3 separate regions of the Mus musculus genome follow, and regions 1 and 2 are each linked to region 3. Evidence: chromatin loops called from intact Hi-C (ENCODE). Cell type or tissue: left cerebral cortex. All regions are shown on one strand. Links, peaks and the distances in the headings refer to the core of each region. The heading gives the core; the rest is flanking DNA.

What was found. Hi-C counts contacts between places; a loop is a spot of excess contacts. Peaks named below come from ENCODE experiments on the same cell type or tissue, not always from the same donor. Only the 100,000 strongest peaks of a DNase experiment are listed, where the experiment ranks them.
Region 1: a loop joins it to region 3, with 11 times the contacts of the local background. A loop is called at or near these places in 15 of 42 quality-filtered maps.
Region 2: it touches region 3 in a loop (4-fold over the local background); 12 of 42 quality-filtered maps call a loop at or near these places.

What each region holds. Positions count from the first base shown.
Region 1 is chr9:121,238,062-121,243,826 of GRCm38, forward strand. All of the region lies in intron 17 of Ulk4 (unc-51-like kinase 4), which reads right to left. Among named protein-coding and RNA genes, the nearest start is that of Gm34735, 29 kb to the right of the region's middle. In left cerebral cortex, for the core only: a CTCF peak has its summit at 2,422 (motif pointing left); a DNase peak (open chromatin) is centred at 2,410.
Region 2 is chr9:121,212,471-121,218,235 of GRCm38, forward strand. All of the region lies in intron 17 of Ulk4 (unc-51-like kinase 4), which reads right to left. Among named protein-coding and RNA genes, the nearest start is that of Gm34735, 55 kb to the right of the region's middle. In left cerebral cortex, for the core only: CTCF peaks have their summits at 2,312 (motif pointing left) and 3,305 (motif pointing right); DNase peaks (open chromatin) are centred at 3,321 and 4,503.
Region 3 is chr9:120,598,919-120,604,683 of GRCm38, forward strand. Gm34323 (a long non-coding RNA gene) reads left to right here and starts at 2,952. Exons shown (of 3, transcript XR_003948277.1): 1 at 2,952-3,071; 2 at 5,058-5,191. RefSeq lists an enhancer at 2,991-5,615. In left cerebral cortex, for the core only: CTCF peaks have their summits at 2,719 (motif pointing right) and 4,078 (motif pointing right); DNase peaks (open chromatin) are centred at 2,724, 3,721 and 4,085; H3K4me3 peaks cover 258 bases.

The DNA.
Region 1 (5,765 bases), core at 344-5,343, 640 kb after region 3:
TAGGAGCAGCAGGGAGACAGAGGAGAAGCAGCAGCTGGAAGACAGAGGAGAAGGAACAGCAGGGAGACAGTGGAGAAGCAGGGAGACCGGAGAAGAAGCAGCAGGGAAACAGTAGGAGCAGCAGGGAGACAGAGGAGAAGCAGCAGCTGGGAGACAGAGGAGAAGGAGCAGCAGGGAGACAGAGGAGAAGCAGGGAGACAGGAGAAGAAGCAGCAGGGAAAGTGTAGGAGCAGCAGGGAGACAGAGGAGAAGCAGGGAGACAGGAGAAGAAGCAGCAGGGAAACAGTAGGAGCAGCAGGGAGACAGAAGAGAAGCAGCAGCTGGGAGACAGAGGAGAAGGAGCAGCAGGGAGACAGAGGAGAAGCAGGGAGACAGGAGAAGAAGCAGCAGGGAAACAGTAGGAGCAGCAGGGAGACAGGAGAAGAAGCAGCAAGGAAACAGAAGGAGCAGCAGGGAGACAGAGGAGAAACAGCAGCTGGGAGACAGAGGAGAAGGAGCAGCAGGGAGACAGAGGAGAAGCAGGGAGACAGGAGAAGAAGCAGCAGCGAAACAGTAGGAGCAGCAGGGAGACAGAGGAGAAGCAGCAGCTGGGAGACAGAGGAGAAGCAGCAGCTGGGAGACAGAGGAGAAGCAGGGAGACAGGAGAAGAAGCAGCAGGGAAACAGTAGGAGCAGCAGGGAGACAGAGGAGAAGCAGGGAGACAGGAGAAGCAGCAGCAGGGAAACAGTAGGAGCAGCAGGGAGACAGAGGAGAAGCAGCAGCTGGGAGACAGAGGAGAAGGAGCAGCAGGGAGACAGAGGAGAAGCAGGGAGACAGGAGAAGAAGCAGCAGGGAAACAGTAGGAGCAGCAGGGAGACAGAGGAGAAGCAGCAGCTGGGAGACAGAGGAGAAGGAGCAGCAGGGAGACAGAGGAGAAGCAGGGAGACAGGAGAAGAAGCCGCAGGGAAACAGTAGGAGCAGCAGGGAGACAGAGGAGAAGCAGCAGCTGGGAGACAGAGGAGAAGGAGCAGCAGGGAGACAGCAGCTGGAAGACAGAGGAGAAGGAGCAGCAGGGAGACAGGAGAAGAAGCAGCAGGGAAACAGTAGGAGCAGCAGGGAGACAGAGGAGAAGCAGCAGCTGGGAGACAGAGGAGAAGGAACAGCAGGGAGACAGAGGAGAAGCAGGGAGACAGGAGAAGAAGCAGCAGGGAAACAGTAGGAGCAGCAGGGAGACAGAGGAGAAGCAGCAGCTGGGAGACAGAGGAGAAGGAACAGCAGGGAGACAGTGGAGAAGCAGGGAGACCGGAGAAGAAGCAGCAGGGAAACAGTAGGAGCAGCAGGGAGACAGAGGAGAAGCAGCAGCTGGGAGACAGAGGAGAAGGAGCAGCAGGGAGACAGAGGAGAAGCAGGGAGACAGGAGAAGAAGCAGCAGGGAAAGTGTAGGAGCAGCAGGGAGACAGAGGAGAAGCAGCAGCTGGGAGACAGAGGAGAAGGACCAGCAGGGAGACAAAGGAGAAGCAGGGAGACAGAGGAGAAGCAGCAGCAGGGAGAAGGGATCAAAGGTTGGCCAAGAACTGACCATGACTGAGAGAACAGCGCCAGCCTACACACCTGACTCTTATGTTTGACATCTTCCAGTGTAGAAAAACGTCAGTGAAAGGGTTAGCCTGGGCCGTTGGTTTAGAGGCTCACAGTCACATACATTTTCAGCATCCTAAGGCATCCACTGCTTTCCTGGGACTAAACCCATGGAAGGCACCCCAGGACTGAGAGCTGTTACACATGAGACCCCCAAGGACTCACCCTGTCAGCATATTAAACAGTTGTATTCTGAGGAAATTCAATTAAAACACCAAAGAAAAATGCTCGTACATTCACAGTGGAAGCTCGGCCAGCGCTGTGCTGGCAGCAAAGATGAGGTAAGAGGAAGCCAGGTAGGTCAGAGCGAGTTCTAGAGACCTGACCCAGGAGTTCTAAGTCTGAGGTCCAGCAGCAGCATCCCCACAAATCACACCAGCCGCCGTCTGCCCTTTTCTAGAAAGGCCGCCAGGAATTAACCTTCAAATGGAAACTGTGACCAGTGCAACTGCCAGATGATACTGAGGAGAAACTTCCAGACACTGTGAGAAGACAAAACCCGTACCTGTAGCCGGGCGTGGTGGTGTACACCTTTAATCCCAGCACTTGGGAGGCAGAGGCAGGCGGATTTCTGAGTTCGAGGCCAGCCTGGTCTACAGAGTGAGTTCCAGGACAGCCAGGGCTATACAGAGAAACCCTGTCTCCAAAAACCAAAAACCAAAAAAAAAAAAAAAAAAAAAAAAAAAAACCAAAACAAAAACAAACAAACACCCCGTACCTGTGCCTGCCAAGCCAGAGGCCACCAGGCTGAAGACAGACTGCCAAATCTACCACGTTTTCTTCAGTGTTTGACTGCCACCTAGTGGCTATTGAAATTGACATAGCCAATTTCTTATAACAAAAGTATTTTAAAGTACATGAAAGAAATAAAATTTAAAATGTACACAGAACCTGGCATAATGGCACAAATCTTTAATCCCTGCACTTGGAAGGAGAAGGCAGGCAGATCTCTGTGAGTTCGAGGCCAGCCTCGTCTACATAGAAGCTCCAGGTGAGCCAGGGATACATAGAGAGACTGTCTTTTTTTTTTTTTTTAAAGTACAGGTACACACACACACACACACACACACACACACACACACAATTCACAATTTCTTTCTGTCAAGTTCAGGACTATAATCAGACAAGTTAACTTTGTCATGTTATTAAAGCTGTGTCTCTTGGATATTGTAATCATCTAAAAATTACAGCACAAAGACCCTCCCATGAACACTACCATTCTGAGCCTGTGAAAGTAGAGAGCAAGAGAGCCTTAGAAACAGCTCCTTAGGGAAGCTGTTCCCTAGAAACAGCTGATCTGCAGGGCACATGGCAGGTCAGGAGCACTGAGGTTTCCTGGGTTGTCTCTGACAACTGGGGACAGCTGTGTCACAGTGACCAGGTATGGAGTGTGCTCAGCCTGACCTTGTAACACATTGTAACTGCATACAGTATTTTTTATTTTTGCCAAAGTTGTAAAATATGGGGGGAGGAGAGACAGCTCAATGAGAAAATTATCTGCTACACAAGGGTGTGGACCCGAGATCAGATCCATAACACCCACATAAGAGTTAAACACAGTCACGCATTTCTGCGACCCTAGCACTGGAGGTACAAAGTCAGGCTTGGGTCCTGTCTTAGGTAGGGTGGCCAATGCTGTGAAGAGACCCCATGGCCAAGTGACTCTTATAAAGGAAAACATTTAATTGAGGCTGGCTTATAGTTTCTGATGTTTAGTTCGCTATTGTCATGGCAGGAAACATGGCAGTTTCCGGGCAGACTTGGGGCTGGAGGAGTAGAGAGGTAGGTCTATATCTTGATCCTAAGGCAGCCAGGAGGAGACCATCTTCCACACTGGGCGGAGCCTGAGCATAGAAGGCCTCAAAGCCCACGTACATAGGGACACACTTCCTCCAGTAAGGCCACACCTCCTGATAGTGCCACTCTCTATGGCCAAGCATTCAAACACATGAATCTATGGGGCCAAACCTATTCAAACCCCCACAGGTATAAACTCCCAAGCTACTGGCCAACCGGTCCAGACAGTCAGTGAGAGACCCCCGTCTGCGAAGGTAAGGTAGGGCGGGACAGTGGAAGATACAGGACATCAACCCCTGGCCCTTACACACACACACATGTGTACATAACATGTACATGTACAAACACATACACTACACACAAAAATAAAGTTGTAAAACAGGAAGTGAGAAAAACAGTGTTTCCCAGGTCCCTGCATCTCATCCTAATAAACGCAGAAAAGCAAAGCTGCAGAGCTGAAGGAGGAGGAGCCTGGGGCGCAGCCTGCACCTCGGGGGCGTGGCCTAAGCCTGGGGGAGTGGCCACAGTGTGGCCCAGGAACTGATGGCCAAGGGCTTCTCATAGGCAATGGCAAGAGCAAGCACTGAGATGACAAGCCACGTGTATGGAGGAGGAGTGAGGCAAGCCCATCACAGGGGTGATGATGGCCAGGTCCCAGGTGACTCAAGATGTTCCCTGAACAGACCCCAGGGAATCCCTTCAGTGGGGAACTTCTGATAACCAAGACCCAGGAAGTCCCTAGCACAAGACTCCATGGGAATAAAGGAAGCTTCCTAGTTTCCCCCAATCATGTCACAAGGGGGTCCTCGTCTTCAGATTCCTGTGACATCTACCTGCAGACATCTCAAAGGGGAACTGAGATGTGAGGACGGACCTGGCTGCGGCATCTGTCACCTCACTGATGGCTAGGGTTGATTTGGCTGACCTGGCTGGCAAGGAGGGTGCCCCCTTCCCCTTCCTCCCTCCTGAAGCCTCTGTCAAAGGAGAGGACCTTCCCCATAGAAAAGGACCAGGCTTCAGGCAAGTGTGTGGATAGCTGAGCTCCCAGATGGAACCCTGAAACAAGCTCTCTAGAGGAGCTGGGCCTGTGGGCAAGAGCAGCCACAGCCTCTGGGCACTCCTCGGTACCCAGATGGGTCACTTCATGGTTCTGCCCACTCATGTCCATGACGAGCACTACCCACGAGCTTCACTCCAGCCCAGACTGTGGCTTGTTCTTGTCAGTGCTGCTGGTGCCTCGTGGAGTGAGCATCCCCACTCTATCCATTCTGATAAGTGTGAGGTTGGTACAGACAACACTGCAGGTACACATGCCTCCACAGGCCACGAGTGCACGTGCCTTCACATGCCACGAGGGACCCAGAGCAGGGGGATAGCAGACAGAGGCTATGGGATCGCAGGGAAAGATGTCTTCAGCCCTGGGAGAAATAGCAGGTCTTCCAGAACAGCCACACCCACTTGCATTCCCACCAGCAGTCCGTGGGAGCCACTGCTCCCCAGTGCTCCCCGCAACATTTATAGTTGTGTGGAGTTTTGAGTTCCCACAACATGGTGACTACTGGGCACATCATTCTGGCTTTCATTTGCAGGTCTGTGATGATACAGTAGTTTGAATATTAAACATAGAATTCGGGCTGGTGAGATGGCTCAGTGGGTAAGAGCACCCGACTGCTCTTCCGAAGGTCCGGAGTTCAAATCCCAGCAACCACATGGTGGCTCACAACCATCTGTAACAAGATCTGACACCCTCTTCTGGAGTGTCTGAAGACAGCTACAGTGTACTTACATATAATAAATAAATAAATCTTTAATAAAAACAAAAAAAACAAAAAACAGAATTCATTCTGCCAGCCTTTGCTTTCAAATATTATCATAGCAATTAGCAAATCTGTCAACAGTCATCAAAGTGCAACCAGGAAACAAGGCTAGGTATGGGTATGTCTGTGTAGGTGAGCGATGGCTAGCCTAGGTTGTCCACCTAGCTGGATCTGGTACAAATTATGATATGAGCCTCGAGGAAGATCCGTGAGGGTCTCTCTCAATTAACTGTAGGAAGATCCACCTTAATGACATCTTCCCCAGGCAGCCCAGCCACGAGGCCCTCAAAAAAGCGTTTACTTTTTGCCTGCTCATCCCCATGACCTGCCGGTTCATCCACCCTGTTGCTGCTGCTGCCACCATCCTGGGCTCACATCAGCCACTCTGAGCCTGCCCTGACTGTTAAGTTACATCACAGACTGCACACAGCCGGGGTGTGCACATGGTGGTGACATTCACTGCACAGGCAGAGAGTCGCTGGGTAGCCACATAAGTTCCTTTCTTCTTCCCATTTTCAGTTCTTTGAGAAAAGG
Region 2 (5,765 bases), core at 344-5,343, 610 kb after region 3:
CCACATGGCAGCTCACAACTGTCTGTAAGAGCAGCCCCAGGGAGATCTGGCGCCCTCTTCTGTCCTCTTCATGCACTGCAAGCACATGGTGTATATGCATATATACAGCAAAACAGCCCAACACATAAAACAGTCAGTTCTTTTTTTAAAAAGGAACAAATGGAGGGCGTGAATGGACAGTAACAAGGAGGAAAACATGTTCCTATTAACGGAGGTACAATCACAAAGCAGAGTAGAGAGGTGAGATGGGTGAGCCGCTCTCACACCTGCCTGCCTGCACGTCACGTGACCCCTGAAGGGGCCCTCTGCGCTCATGCCACACGGGCTCACACACATACAGGAAAGAAGGCGATGTCAGAGCCCAGCTGCTGCCCTGGCCACAGCACTTCCCCTCACAGACAGACAGCACAGGCTCCTACTGAGACAACACCAAGGGGCACTGGTGGCCACACATGCTGCCTCCAGCCCCCTTTTCCCTACCTGGAAATCTGAGAGCCCCGCAGCAGGCTTGTGCTATCAAGCCTCCCCACCCTCAGAACCAGATGGGAAGAGACCCACTCTGTCATGTGGGTCCTAATTCCTCTCCTCAAAGCCACAGCTATGTCTCTGGTGCTAGGGCTAAACTGTTCTCAGAGTGTCAACACACTGCTGTCTGTCTGCCTGTCTGTCTGTCTGTCTGCCCATGCCATTAATAACTTCTAATAAACTCCAAACCCCCAGCAGTCTGTCTCAGGGTCCTCTTGAATTCACATCTGAGACCACATAGCAAAATAAATAATAAAAACACCTTTTGAACACTGTGTAGTGCTGAACCTTGCCATGTAAATGAAGAGACTGGCTGTGTTGAAATCCCTTTGCCCATTTCCAGGCAAAATAATTTAAATGTCCTCCTATTGGGATTATTTAATGTTAGATAAATCTGATAGACTCATGACAGAGCTGGTAAAAAGAAAAAAGAAAAAGAAAAAAAAAGAAAGAAGTTTCAAAGACCAAAATGGGGCAGACAGACAGAGAGAGAAAAAATAGGAAACCAGGCAACTTAGCACACACAGCAAGCTTTAACTCAGGTGAATGGTGGTGAATCTTGGTGACTGACTTTGAAATGGCTTCTGAAAGGGAACCAGAGACAAACCCCAGGGCTTGTCCTTAGTGTGCTATCAAATGGACCGTCCACATCAAGATGTCCATAAGAAAAGGGCCAGTGTGTAAGAGAGGGCACCAAGAAACAAGGGCTCTTCGGTGTTAAAGGAAACAGTGAGGAAATGTCCGTCTGTCTGCTGTCTGTCATCGTCCCTCCCCACCCCCCTGAGAATATAACCAAACAGGAGTCAACAGCAAATGCACATGCACACTTAGAACCTCTCCCTCCATGACCGGGACTGAGCCAGGGACAAGGGACAGTGAGGCTGGCCGGTTCCTGGGGTCAGAGGCTCAGATCTCCAGAGCCTCCCTCAGCCCACATGGGAGTCACCAAAAATTCACAAAACCACATCCTGTCTTAAGGTGTGATAATGTGCACTGTAGCCAGCTGTCTGGTGATCCCGGGCTCCTAGGGCACTGTGCTGGGCTCATTTGGCCCACGTAGTAGGACCATGAGTTTTCAAATCTGTAAGTGCCTGCATCTACTTCCAAGGAGTCTGTCCTAGTCTGGGAACATCCTTGACAGAATTGTTCTGAGTACCCAGAACTCTAACAAGCCACCAAAGTGAAGAAACACTGGCCTGGAAGTTGAGGCAGCTGGAAATGCTGGGCTGCCCCTGGGTGCAGCCTTCTGTGCCACCCTCAGACGCATCCTACAGAAGTGGGCCTGGGGGGCACCAGCCTGAAGGGCTCTGAAGGGCCCAGCCTTTTCAGGCCAGAGATGAAGTGGGAGATACTGACAGTAAACTTCCCGGTTGCCTCCCTGTCAGGTCTCCTGCTGTGCCTACCCAGAAGGACCCTGGATTGTCTGGTCACACACAGGACACCAATCTGTCCCATTGTGTTGGTGATGCTCTGCTAGCTGCACCTGAGCCGGACTCTGCCACATGGCAGACAGTGAGAGGCAGACCTTGAAAAGGCTCATGTTGTGTGGCACTGGCAGTAACCTCAAGAGACCCACAGTATGGAGTACACAAGAATCTTCCTTCCAAATAAAGGGAGGTGGCTGGAGAGATGGCTCAGTGGTTAAAAACACTTGTTGCTTTTGCAGAGGACCCAGGTTTGGTTCTCAGCACCCACATCAGGTGGCTCATAGCTACCTGTAACTCCAGTCCATGGAATCTGATGCCCTCTTCTGGCCTAAGATGGCATTGCATGCAGGTGGTCCACATACAAACAGGGAGATGAACACACAAATAAAACTAAATAACAAAAAAATTTAAAGTAAAAGAACTTATTGCACCATGTACTGCCTACCACAATACGGATGTCCAACCCTTTGGGTTTTGGAGACCCCACCCCATCCGCCTGCTGATCACTGATGAGTGCCAAGATGCTACTAGAACTGACTTCCGACAAGGGATATATTGCATATGGCCTGTGGAGAGTTCTAATGTCAGGAGCCAGCCCAGGCCTTGTCAATCATCCTTCCACAGCCCTTCTCCATGTGGCAATCAGAAGCAAGCTGCATGGTTGACACTGGGATAAAATGAAATGCAGCAATGCACTGGCCGTTACTATTATGTATAATATATAATGGTATATATACTGTTACATAACAAGGGGCAGGGTGCAGCATATAATATGTAATGGTATATATACTGTTACATAACAAGGGACAGGGTGCAGCATATAATATGTAATGGTATAAATACTGTTGTATAACATGGGGCAGGGTGCAGCATGTAATATATAATAGTATATACACTGTTATATAACATGGGGCAAGGTGCAGCAGTGACCTCTGCACAGCTGGAATGGTGTGGGAGTCCAGGACACAGCTCATAAGCATGCCACTCACCTCAAGTGCCCAGGAACTGGGTCGATCCAAGCACCAATTACAGATAATTGTTTTTCAAAAATAATGTATTCATAAAACCAAGCCAAGCAGAGTACCTCTCTGCCTGTGTGCATGGAGGTTGCATCTTGGCTAACCTCCCACAAGGGGGCCCTCAAAGACCATGGAGAGAGGAATCCTTGAGACCCACAACCTTGGAATAACACACATATATTACATTAGACAGAAATGGACTGTGGGACAGAGCCGTGCCAGTGGGTCAGAAGCTTACAGCAGACCTGCATTTGAATATTTAAATAGACAGCAAATGGAAGCAGGGTGGATGGAGCTCTTCAATGAGAACACATTGTCCAGACTCCAGTGCTTCCCCTGAGTGGCCACCAGAGGGCAGGCGTGGTCATGAGGAGCCTGGGCTGCCTCTGTGAGATGGGAAACAAGTCTGTGCTCAGCAGCACTGGCCTCTCTGCTCATGCTCCCTGGAAACTGCCTCTGTTGAGTGTCTAACTGACACTCAAGAGCCAAGGCCACCAAGAGCAGAGGCCACCCAGAACCTCTGGGGCTCCACTGGGCCAGCAGGTAGCAGGCTAATGACATCAGAGCCCTCTGTTGCTGGAGGGAACAAATGGATCAGACAACTGTGCTGGTAGAGTTTAAGCCAGTTCTGTCATCCAGATGGCCATCTCCACTATTCCCATCCCACCACACCCCCCAATGGACCAGGAAGTAATTGCAATCCACCTCCACGCAGCCCCCAGCGGCCCTCAGTGCACTGCCCTGGCAGGTCAGTCTCATTCCCACCGCACCATGGCTGGGAGGCTCTGACTAAGATGGTCCCCTTCAGGAACGTTTGCTTCCTGGCTTCTCCCTTATCAGCCCGAGAGCCACAGAAAGGGAAGGGTGGTGTCCACCTGCACCTGCGCCGCGTCCGGCCTTTCTTGCTAGGAACACTTGCTCCATGCACTCCGCCTAACTGAGAATGGGTTCCTTTGCTTTGAATGACTGAGGTTTTTCACAACTCCCCAAAGTATTGGTTTTACCATTTTAATTTCAGTTAGCTCTCCTCAAGTCAAAGAGGACTGGCAAGATGGCTCAGCGGCTACTAGGTCTGATGAGCTGCACTAGATCCCCAGTAGTGGAGAGAGCTAACTCCAGCAAGTTTTCCTCTGACCTCCATACCTGTGAACCCACACAGATACACACATGCACGTGTGTGCACATACATGCGTGTGTGCATGTGTGTGTGTCTGTGTGCATGTGTGTGTGTGCGCGTGCATGCGTGTGAAAATGTTGGAGTCCCCAAGGACAACGTATCCATGTGTCATGTCCACACTGCAGGCCTGGCCTCTGGTCCCCCCTTCCTGACCACACATGGAGCCTCACACCCTGCAGAGCCCAGCAGGGAGCCATTTCTACTGCTGCATCGGCTGCCTTATGCCAGGGCAGGACCCTGTGGCCAAAAAAGACACAGAACCTTCTGCCTTTCCTCCCCCTCTCCCCAGACACGGAACCTTCTGCCTTTCCTCCCTCTCTCCCCAGACACGGAACCTTCTGCCTTTCCTCCCCCTCTCCCCAGACACAGAACCTTCTGCCTTTCCTCCCTCGCTCCCCAGACACGGAACCTTCTGCCTTTCCTCCCTCTCTCCCCAGACATGGAACCGTCGGCCTTTCCTCCCCCTCTCCCCAGACATGGAACCGTCGACCTTTCCTCCCCCTCTCCCCAGACACGGAACCGTCGGCCTTTCCTCCCTCTCTCCCCAGCACACAGAGAACTTGAGGAGGATGGAGGGAAATCTATTGCCTCACCCAGATTCCAGGCTGCCACAGGGCTGTGGAGAGCCCTACGGGGGTATAAATGATACGTATTTATTTTACATCTATTTACTATATATCAGGGGTGCACATACAAGTGCAAGTGTACAAGTGTACAAGTGGGGGCCAAAGGACAACTTTCAGGAATCAGCTCTCTCTTTCCACTACACGGGTCCTGGGCATTAAACTCGGGTTGTCAGTCTTGGTAGCAAGCACCTCTTCCTGCTCAGCCATCTTGCCTACCCCAGTGATACTCGTGGGAACAGCACACACCTGCTCATCCGAGAAATGTTTCTCAATGAAGCCAAGTTAACTTTGTCATGTTATTAAAGCTGGGTCTCTTGGATATTGTAATCATCTAAAAATTACAGCACAAAGACCCTCACATGAATACTACAATTCTGAGCCTATGAAAATAGAGAGCAAGAGAGCCTTATTACCCACTTGTTAGCATATTCTTAAAGACTGGACCTTCAACTCTCCCTCAAACAGTGGCACTACAAAAGAGGCTTGTTTTAAATTGCATTTTTTTTTCTGCTTCAGGAACCTGCTCTTACAGTGCCTGGGCAGATCCTTCAATCCCCAAGTCTCTCTCTGCATTTCTTCATCTAATAGAGCATTGAATACAATGGCTGGCGAGGCTCTGGAGACACTGCATTCAGACTCCCACGCCTTCCGATGCTCTGAGAACGGAGTCCAGGTGCCCGCCTGCCCAAGCAACCGTGGACAGCAGAGTCGGGCAGAGCCACAAACACAGGAGAGGAACTCACGGTTCACGTGAGAAGTTAGAAAGTGCATCCTGTAAAAATTACCTGCTGTGAGATATTTAGCAAAAAGTGACTCTGGATGTGGCAGTCCCCCGGTGACAGGAACACTGGGGCTCAACACAGACAGACCAAGAATGTTTGTGTACATAAACAAAAATGTGATGATTCAATTCTTACTTATCATTTCCCAGAAAATCCAAAAAGAAGGTCAGAAGTCTCATGAGTATTGAAATTAATATATGCACACATGC
Region 3 (5,765 bases), core at 315-5,314:
TGCTAATGCAGCTTGCTGCGGCCATCCAGCCATACAAAGCAAGACAGACTTATCTAGATATTTGTGCAGATCTTTGTGCAGAAATTGGACCCTCGTATAATCAGGGTTTGGCTATGGTTGCTGCCTTGCAGGGGACTACAGTACAAGCAATGCTTTCATAGCGCCAAGGTTATAAGGAATATTTTAAGTATAAATCATCTTAGGAAAGACTGTCCAAAAATTAGAGGCATAGACAGACAGTAGAATTGCTCCCCTGGAACCTGTCCTCACTGCAGGAGGGGTTATCAATATGCTCAGACTAAGAAATATTTACATTTGAGATAATGCAAAGCTCAGAGCAGCTTCAGCCAGGCTTGTGTGGCATTTCTTTTATTTTGCAAACCCTGCTTAGGGAAGTTTTGGGGGCCTCACCTCGCCTCCACCTCCAGGAATTATTTTTAAGCCAAAACAACATTATTACAGACCAATCCAGGTGTTGTTCAAAATAAAGTTTAAACTTACGATTTATGAAAGGTCATTGAGGCTGTGTAACTTCTGAAGGCATTGCAATCCGGCCTGCCTACTCCATGTAGAATTATGAATTTGGAAGGTTGTTTTTTTCCCTCTGTATCCTGATAATTATAAAGGGTTTGCTTCTAGGGAGCTTGTAATCACTGGAAAGTTTTGCGTCTAGGAATGGCGAATAGCCTTACATTATATTTTTAAAAAAATTGCCTAGAAGCTAGGACTGTGAATCTTTCAGTGTATATTGTTTATTATATGGAGAATATTTATTAGCTGATCACTCTGGTGGGATGTTACTACAAACCTTTGCTCTTATACAACGAGCTTTAAAGTTTGGGGGAATAGTTGTTGCTCCAGAAAAGATTCAGAAGAAATATCTTTCTCAATACTTGGGGCCTCAGTTATATCCTAGAAAAATTGTGGTACAGAAAATTCAAGAAAGAAAAGATGATTTGCTTACTTCAAATTATTTTCATAAGGCTCCAGGAGATGTTAATTGGCTAAGACCTCACCTTCAGCTCCCCACAGGAGGACTTAAGCCTTTGTGGGATGTTGTCAAGGGAGATGCAAATTAACTGGTGAGAGGCAGGATAGCTTTGCAGAAAGTAGAGGAAGATTCTGTTATCAATTGTTAGCTGCTTATTCTAGTTATTGTTACTCAATGTGCCCACAGCAATTCTTTGGCAAAAGAGAGCATTAATGTGGATTCACCTTTCTTCACCTCCAAGTAAAGTTTTAAAATCCTATTATGAAGCCATTGTGGGGTTAATAAAGAATTGTAGGATAGAATCATGAAAATATTTTGGAGAGAATGTCTTAAAAAACCCGATGAGACATCTATTCCTTGTTTCAAATAGCAATTAAATTGGTTATTAAAGAATATTGAGGGCTGGTGAGATGGCTCAGTGGGTAAGAGCACCCGACTGCTCTTCCGAAGGTCAGGAGTTCAAATCCCAGCAACCACATGGTGGCTCACAACCATCTTCATAACGAGATCTGACTCCCTCTTCTGGAGTGTCTGAGGACAGCTACAGTTTACTTACATATAATAAATAAATAAATAAATCTTTAAAAAAAAAAGAATATTGATATTTGGCCTACTGCATAGCAAACTTTTTAGGTAAAATTGGCAATCATTATCCAAAAGACAAGTTGTTAAATTTTTCTTGTATGCATGCTTTTGTAGTCCCTGTAAATGTATGCATGTATCCCATAAAGAATGTATCTACTGTATTTATAAACAGCCCTTCTGTGGGAGAGAAGTATACGTGATTGGGTCACATGTTTATTCTCATGATTTTCGAGTTTCCCTCTACTTCAGCACAGATAATTGAACTACGTGCTATAGTCAGTGTTTTCAAAGTGTTGAAAACTCAAGCTTTTAATTTGTATACTGATTATGTGTATATATATATATATATATATATATATATATATATATATATATATGGGCTTACAATTGCTTGAAATTGTTCCTTTTTTTAGATACTGCTAATTCTCAAAGTTTGCAATTGTTTATGCATATACAACTCAAGTTAAGAGAAAGTACTGTTCCTTTAAAGGACTGCCTTTGGACATTTAAGAACTCATCCTGGACTGCCTGGACAAGACCCCTGAAGGCAGTGCCACAGCAGATTTGTACCCCAGGCAGATTATAAGCCTTACACAAGAACAATTGGCCATATAATCTCGTTCTTTCCTCATCAAACTAGTAATGGCTTGAGATGATAATTTGGTATTTTTGTTGAATGTGCACGTCAAATTGTAAAGACGTTCTCAGTCTCCTCAATTCCTACATGTACCACATAATGGTGTTAATTCCCAAGGACTTATACTTAATCAATTACTGCAAATAGATACTCATATTTCTGACTTTAGAAAAATAAAATATGCACATGTGACTATTGACACCTTTTCAGGCTTTCTAGATGCAACTGTTTTAACAGGAGAAGCAACTAAAACTGTAATTAGCCATTGCCTGCATTATTTTTCTATGCTTGGTGTTCCAAATCATACTAAAACAGATAATGGAACTGGCTGTTCAGTCAAGCATTTGACATGTTTTGTCAACAGTTTAATGTTACCCATATTACTGGGCTTCCTTACGATTCTCAAGGACGAGGTATTGTGGAACTTTTTCAAGTGTTCGTTTTATCCGAAAAGGCTGTGGAAGGGCCGGCAAAGTGGATGCCATGACCAACACCTGCCACTAGGTGGTGCTCAGATGCCGGCCCAGGCTGGTAATAGGAGAGTTTTTCCTAGAGATAGGGAAAACCTGTGGAGTCGCTGGCCTTGCCTCCTCCCTGGACTGGCCACAGGTCATTATGACCAACTAACACTGGGCTAAAATAGCCTCTGTCTCTAGCCCCGAGGAAGGCGTGTTACTGAAGGAAACGTCTGAGACAATCCCAAAGCAAACAGACACACAGGTGGGGTCTCGAGCAGTCCCTGACCACTAGGGATTATTTGTACATGAGAAGTCGTTTGCGGAACAGTGGCCAAATATTTGCTGAATGCTTTCCAGAGCACTGAGGACAGGAAGGTGGCCAGAGGTGTAGTGACGAGAGGTCAGTGGGCACTGGAGGAATGCAGGGGTGGGGCATGGGGGAAGGGAGAAACAGTGTGTGGAGAAGGACTTGACTGACAGGTCAGACAGCCATAGAGGAACCTGGGGCAAAGGCCTTGTGATGGGAGGGAGCAGATCGACTCCCAGCTCACCGGACTAGGAGTCGTGATGAGAGATGAGGCTGGTGCCCTTTAAGGGTTCTCAGCAAAGGAAGAAATACTCAGGAGGCACGACAAGCCTTAGACCAATCTCATACAGTGTCTCTGGAAGCAGGACCGGAGAGCGCAGAGCGGGGCCTGGCTGCCGCGGGCCCCACATTGACTTCACGGTGCTTCACTTGGAACGGCCTTGCCAGGCCCAGCCCTAGAGGTTACTGGGCCCCAGTGACTGATAGTGACCTGTAGTGCACCCAGGACTGTGCACGGTGTATACAGTCAGTCTCTGGATGTAAAAATGAACAGCCAGGGCGGTGCGTGCTTGCATACAAATGCAGAGGAGTAGGACGCTGGAATCAGAGGTGGCTCCGATGTTCTTAGCTCTGCAAGTCTTTTTGAACTCTGGCTTGGCAGTTTAAGATGTTTTAGGGATGAAGCCTGTCTCCAGAAGTACAGTGTGCGGGGGAGGGGTTAGTATCCTCAGTGTAGTTGCATGCACATGGCTGGGGCATCGGGCCAGATTCCTCTTGGGTGCATTGGCTTTAGCTTGGACACAGGAGCCTTGAGATGGAGATCCTTGGACACAGGCCCATGGAAGAGACACTGAAGTGTGGAGGAGGGCTGGATAAGCCAGCTTCCTGATAACGACCCTCAGTTCACAGACTTATGCAATTTCTCTCCTGTAAAAGCGGTTGAGGTCTCCACCTTGCAGCGTTAGTGATCGTAAGAGGCTGTGCGTGTGCAGACGCCCAGCCCAGAACTCTGCAGCCATCCTTCCAGGCTCCGACTGCATCTGCTGACCCAGGGCGAGCCGCCCGGTTCCCTCGGTTGCTCTGTGGCTCACGGCCTGCAGGGGGCAGCAGTGGGATGCAGTCTCAGCCGGGCCTCTCTCCCAGCCTGGCTGCTCGGCTTTCCCTACAGTCTGGAATTGCAAAGTTCCCTTTTGTGCCACAATGCATACTGCTTGGGTCGATTTGTTTTTAAATGGATGATGTTTGAGGTTCCTTTATGAAGGCTCTTCACATCTGGCATTCAAAGAAAATAATCAGTTAGACTATCAGCCGATAGCAGCTCGGATGAAATTTGGGCCTACTTTCCAGTCAAACAGCGCCTCCCGGCTCCACAGGCTCCTGCCCGCTCCCTCCATCTCTTCTTGTGACCTTTTATCTCTGCGGGAGCCCAGACTAGAAAGAGGGTTCTGGGAATGTGGTGTGTTTCTCATTAAGTTTCTGCCGCATAAAAGTCATGTGACTCAAAGCTCCCCCCCCCACTTCTTCACCCCACGAATCTACAATAACTCCCCATGTTTAGATTTGATTTGACTCGAGATGACTGTAAACACATAATCTCGTTGATCTGAAATTAGAAAAATCTAAAATCCAAAACCAGTTTTCAGTCGCTGGCGGTTTTTTTGGGGGGTGGGGGTGAAACAGAGGAAGACCACCCCTCCCTGCCCCCACGAAAAGAAATCAGTCCGCCAAAGCCCGAGCGGCCCCTTGTCCCGTTCCCTCCCCCTTTCTTCCCACATCTTTAAATATCTTTCTTTGAAAGGTGAAGCTATGACTGTAAGATTGTATTGCGGGGTGGCCCCAGGCTTCTGAGGGATAGAACCCGGGGGCTGGGAGGGAAGCCTTAAGGAGGGTCCACCACCTTTAACAGCTGCTCCTAGTCACTGCTTCTGTGGGAAGTGACACATTCTGACTCTAGTGGCCTGTGGCTACGAAGGTGTGTGTGTGTGTGTGTGTGTGTGTGTGTGTGTGTGTGTGTGTGTGTGTATGGTGGGGGGCGGGGGGATCATAAGTCTCAGCAACTGTTAGCGATCTCCTTTCCAGAGGTCAGGCTGGAAGCTCTGTCCTGCCCGTGAACGAATAACCACTACTTGGGGCGGCTGGTGGCCCAAAATAGACACGGAACTTCCTACCTAAGGCAAAGGCCTGTGTGGACACGAAGAGCCCCACCTGTACAGGTGAGCTTCCTAGCTGGTGCTGATGGGTGGGAGGGGCCCCGCTCACAGATGCCCTAGAGCTCAGCACAGACTGCTCCTCTCTAAGCCTCTCACCTCGATCCTGAGCAGCTGAGCACCCCCAGCCCCCGTCCCCGTCCCCGTCCCCGCCCCCATTCCTGCTTTGCCTTTAGATTGAGCTGGTCCTCAGGTGGCTGTCTCAACCCTGCCTTTTGCCTTTCCCCTGTCTTTTGTCTTTCCTCAACATCCTGGGGTAGCTCTTCACTCTTTTTCCCAGTATTTATTGTAGCCCTTGGGTTCCTGCTCTGCTCCCCTCCATTTGGGCTTCAGTTCTGGATGGTGGGGCGGAGTGTGGTCTCCAACTGCAGTTCCCAGGAGACACTGAGCAAGTCCTTCCTATCCTGTGTGCTGGTTCTTGCCTTTGTGATTGCAAGTGGATCTGAGGTCTGCGGAACTCCTTTCTGTTAGAGGATCTGTAGCCAGGGTCAGAAGACTCCTTGCTCCAAAAAGGCTTTTTTGTTGTTGTTTTTTAATTACTCTTATTTATTTATGAATTTATTTATAGATGAGTATATGA